Linked DNA regions of Mus musculus: region 2 is linked to region 1. Evidence: chromatin loops called from intact Hi-C (ENCODE). Cell type or tissue: left cerebral cortex. All regions are shown on one strand.

Region 1 (2,500 bases):
AAACCCTGCCTCGAAAAACCAAAATAAATAAATAAATAAATAAATAAATAAATAAAAAAGATAGAATTTAAGATCTAGAGAACTGGTTCAGAACAGCATAGCCAGCCTGTTACACAAAGAAACCCTGCCTCGAAAAACCAAAATAAATAAATAAATAAATAAATAAATAAATAAATAAATAATAAAGATAGAATTTAAGATCTAGAGAACTGGTTCAGAACAGCATAGCCAGCCACTCCTCCAGGGGAGTTGGGCTCAATCCCAGCACTCAACATGGCGTCTCCCAACCCTTTGTAGCCCCAGTTGCAGGACATCTATGCCATCTCATGGCCTCCCTGAATATAGGCATGCGCATGATACACACACAAGCAAACCAGTCATACACATAAAATTTTAAATAAAATAATTGCCTGGTCGTGGTGTTGCACACCTTTAATCCCAGCACTCGGGAGGCGGAGAAGCAGGTGGATCTCTGAGTTCCAGGCCAGCCTGGTCTACAGAGTGAGTTCCAGGACAGCCAGGGCTACACAGAGAGAGATCCTGTTCCAAATAAATACTTTTTTAAAAAGCAAACACCTTAAGTTTGGGAGCGGGAGAGACAGGTAAGAGCAGCAGGTAAGAGCAATGGCCGCTCTCCCTAGGATGCTTTATCTGCACGCACACAAATCCACATATGCACACACGCCTACACATGACCCAGAATAAAAATCCTTAAAAAAGAAATTCAAGAACCAAGTATGGTGGCTTCTGTCTATAACCTCAGCACTGGGGAGGCAGAAGCAGGTGGATCTCAGTAAGTTCAAGGCCAGCCTGGTCTACATAACGAGAGACCATATTTCAATAAAAGGCCCGGAGACTGTGGGAGTGAGAAGAAAGCAGGCTAGGAGTGAGTCCTGGCCAGGGAAGCAAGCCCTAGCCAAACAGGGCGACAAGGTGATACAGCAGGAACAGAAGAGCTGGGTTAGCAGGTGTGGGGAGTGGGAGTGCGGGACTCCAGCTCTGGCTATAAAACTCTGGGCTCAGCGGTTAAGAGCACTGGCTGCTCTTCCAGAGGTCCTGAGTTCCATTCCCAGCAACCACATGGCGGCTCACAATCATGTGTAATGAGATCAGATGCCCTCTCTTCTGTCGTGCAGGTGACATGCAGATAGAGCACTCATAAAATAACTAAATCTTAAAGCTAATGCCCATCATCCTGTGTAAAAGTGCTCCCCCTCGTGGAGGGGAAGGGAAACGCTATGGACAGTCTGCTCTTACCAATTGCTAATGCAAGCGTAGGCAAGCCTGAGAGTCCCTGTCCCATGGGTCCTGATAAGGCCAGTGACTACCGCCCCCAAGTGAGCTAGGTAAGGGAGGGGCTAGTGAGATGGCTCAGCACCTAGTGCTCTTTCAGAGGATGCAAATTCCATTCCCATACCCACAAAGGTGGTGGGGGATGGGAGTAGTGCTCACAGCTGCAGGTAACTCCAGCTCCAGGGGATCTGACACCTTCTTCTGGCTCAGCAGGTGAAGGTGCCTGTTGCCAAACCTGACAAACTAAGTTCAACCCTACAGACCCACATAGTGGAAGGAAACAAGCCAGCCTCTGATTCTCCACGTATGTTCATATAGACATATGTACATGAGCATACTCAAAGTATATCAATATATGTAAACTGAAAACTAATAAATCCTAAAAGGGAGAGGCTTGCAACAGACCATATGCTATTTAACCATGAGCTATTACAACCATGGCGGTTTTTTTTTTTTACACATGAAATGCCATTGTGTATGTAAAAGCCACCCTTACTCTTGCACTGTTTTTATTTGGGAAGGTTGTCACTCCTTCTTCAATCCTCCTAACATCTTCCAATCCCACCTAGAATATTTTATTTGTTGTTGAGACAGAGTCTCACTTTGCAGTCCTGGCTGTCTTAGAACTCATTATGTAGACCAGGCTGACTTTGCACTCCACGATCCACCTCCTAGTGCTGAGATTAAACAAGTGTGCCACCATGGCCAGCCCAGTCTATTTTTATTTATTTATCTTTTTTTATTTTATGTGTATGGGTATTTTGCCTTCATATATGTATGTGCACCACAAGCATTAAGTGTCTCTGTGAGGCGCCATGTGGTTGCTGGGAACCAATCCTGGGTCGTCTACAAGAGCAGCCAGTGCTCTTAACCACTGAGCACCTCTTCAGCTTCTGTATTTGTTAAAAAGCAAGCACACTGGCTGTCAGGAGTTGGAGGAGGGGAATGTTTAAGGAGTGTGAAACTTCAGTTTAGTGGACAATGTTTTCCAGAGGGATAAAGGTTAACTTACACAAGTGTTAATGAAGCTAATGCCACAAAACTAAACCTTTAAAAACCATAATTTCTAAGGTTGGGTATGCAGTTGGGCTGGCAGAGTGACTGCCAAGCATGCACTGGGTTCTGGGTCCTATGCCCAGCATTATATAAACTTGACATGGTAATAAATATCTACATCTGTAGCTGTACAACAAACTTGAAGCCATCC
Region 2 (2,500 bases), 630 kb after region 1:
TTGTGGTTAGTTGGTTTTGGTATTGCAGATTCCATTCCAGAGCCTTGAGCTACTATGTGTGGGACTGAGCCACCCCTGGGTCCTTTGTTTTTATGTTCACGACTGTCTCTTAACCACCACGTTGTCCTGGTAGGCCTTGAACTCACCTTAGTCTAGAGATAGGAGGCCTTGAACCTGAGGCTCCTGCCACAGGTTCCTGAGTAGTTGGGGCAGGCCTTTGCCACCTGGCTTGGCCAGAGCCTCTGTTCTGTTCTCCTGAATTGCTTGGTAGATTGTTTGAGAGTTGGGTTGTATGTGGCAAGAGGAAGCTAGATGCTCTTAAAACAGCCCTGGTGTGGACTTTAACTCTAGAGTGGTTAAAGCTTTCCGGGGGTCATAACAAGTGGCCTGTGTCCTCTGTGAAGGAACGTGGTGTGGCCTCACAGTTGGCATCCTTTGGAACTTTTGAGATTATATATTTCCATGCTTGGGTGAGTGGCCTGCTGGGTTTGAAAGGCCTTGTAAGCTGGCCCTGTGAGTAGAGAGATGTGTGCAGACTTCCTATTCTGGTTAGGGTGGGGAAAGAGCAGCTTGGATCAGTCTGGGCTGACCTTTGAGTCAAATCCACCTTCCTCTGCCTCTACTGGGATTAAAGGCGAGCATCTCCACAACCGCCCAGCATGACAGATTTAAAAGGGGGAATTCTAGAAGAAGAAAAGGAAAGGCAGTATGTGCAAAATGCTAAAGGAGGCCAGAGATCTTGTGATCTCTGAGGTTTCCATTGCTCGGCATAACCAAGCATTAGACATTGTTTTCCTAACCTGTCTGTGTGCAAGCTTACTGGCCTCTGAAACATTTTAGCGTATTTATATATCTTTTTCCTAGGATTTTGAAAATAGTTTGTAATCTGGAGGCATTGTCTATGTCTGTGTGCCTGTGCCTCTGGCTGTATGTCATTATACCTTGCCAAAAAACTAATAGACTTTCAGTTCCTTGGCTGACCGGTCCCTTGTGGTGGATTTAATAGTTGGGAACTGAAGCTGGATCAGTGGCTCATTCCTGTATTCCCATGGCCTGGGAGGTTGAGGTGGGCGTTTGCTGGAGTTGAAGGCTGCCCGGGGCTAAGGTCTCAAAACAAAGAGGGAGGGTGGCAAAGCTGCAGTCCTTCTCTGCAGGACCCACAGCACCCTTGTGCTACTCAAAATGCTCTGAGAGTTGGGATCAAGTCTGAGGTTGGGTTTGGTGTAGGAGCCTGCAGATTAGCTGGTTAGGTCCCCCCCCCCATCATAAAATCAGAATCATCTGTACTTCTCCTTGGCTGTGCAGCACAGTGTCCTCTAGGGGGCTGTCTAGTCCCTCCCTTAGTTTTAGCTCGCTTTTCCCTCAGTATTTGTAACTATGTCTGAAAGCTTAACTGATACCAGTAAACCATCGTGAACAGGAGTGGAGTGCTCCTGTGTGCATGTGTTAGCCATTGTGGTTCAGGATTGAGAAGAGGAAGAGGTTTACTGTAGAGTAAGCGTCCTGGTTATTTCTTTCCCCTTGAAATTGGACAAGTCCACGTGTCACAGCTCACACATCCAGCACTCACCTGGTGTCACAGCTCACACACTCACCTAGTGGGTTGCACATGGTGTGACTTTTATCTCAGGCACCGAGGAAGCAAAGGCTCCAGGCCAGGGAGACTGTCTGACAGTTCAGTTAGGAAAGCTTGCTTGTGGTTTGATCGTTGGGTGGCGCCTCACACTTGCTGGTGGCTTCTTGCTTTCTTCATCTGTGTAAGGAAGCTGTGACTTTGGAGTCACACGTGCCTCGTTGTGTAGATCAGCTAGGGCTGTGCAGAGCGATCCTGTCGTGGAGTTTGAGTGGAGGCGGAGAAGCTGAGTGTTCATCCCTTCCTCCATCCCCCTTGGCCCCCTGGTGCTGAGGGGGTCGCTTTGTTTCTTATGGGAGGCACAGGAGCCACTGCAGGCCTGAAAGCTAAGAGTTGGTTTACAGTCAACCACAGAATGGACACACTGGTATTGGCAAGATGGCCCACTGCCTTTAATCTGTACTTGGTGCCAGACAGGCTGATCTACAAAGTGAGTTCTAGGCCAACCAGGGCTATACAGTGAGGCCTCTCAAACCAAAGGGATGGGGGAGAATTCTGGGAGACTGGAACATTGTCCTTTCTCGTGGTTGACAGGTGGCAGTGTTTTTTGGCGGTCTGTCTATCAAGAAGGACGAAGAGGTGCTGAAGAAGAACTGCCCACACATCGTCGTGGGGACTCCTGGCCGAATTCTAGCCCTGGCTCGAAATAAGAGCCTGAACCTCAAACACATTAAACACTTTATTTTGGACGAGTGTGACAAGATGCTTGAACAGCTCGGTGAGTGGCGGTGCCCAGGCCGCAGCTCAGGTGGTTTGGGGAGCAGCCCTTTGAGCCAAATGATGTATGTTTGACATAGGAGCACTTGTGTGCAAGGACGACCCTTATCTATCACCCATGACTGATGGCTCTGGGCCTCCTTCTCTTCC

Evidence for each region. Peaks named below come from ENCODE experiments on the same cell type or tissue, not always from the same donor. Only the 100,000 strongest peaks of a DNase experiment are listed, where the experiment ranks them.
Region 2: it touches region 1 in a loop (2.7-fold over the local background); 1 of 42 quality-filtered maps calls a loop at or near these places.

The regions. Positions count from the first base shown.
Region 1 is chr17:34,617,960-34,620,459 of GRCm38, forward strand. The region is part of intron 7 of Ppt2 (palmitoyl-protein thioesterase 2); the gene reads right to left. Among named protein-coding and RNA genes, the nearest start is that of Egfl8, 3.2 kb to the left of the region's middle. In left cerebral cortex, a CTCF peak has its summit at 1,223 (motif pointing left); DNase peaks (open chromatin) are centred at 675 and 1,218; H3K27ac peaks cover 235 bases.
Region 2 is chr17:35,244,770-35,247,269 of GRCm38, forward strand. It overlaps Ddx39b (DEAD box helicase 39b), which reads left to right. Exons shown (of 11, transcript NM_019693.3): 5 at 2,168-2,351. Gm25128 (a small nucleolar RNA gene) reads left to right here and starts at 2,406; the gene lies at 2,406-2,481. In left cerebral cortex, a CTCF peak has its summit at 1,335 (motif pointing right); a DNase peak (open chromatin) is centred at 1,301.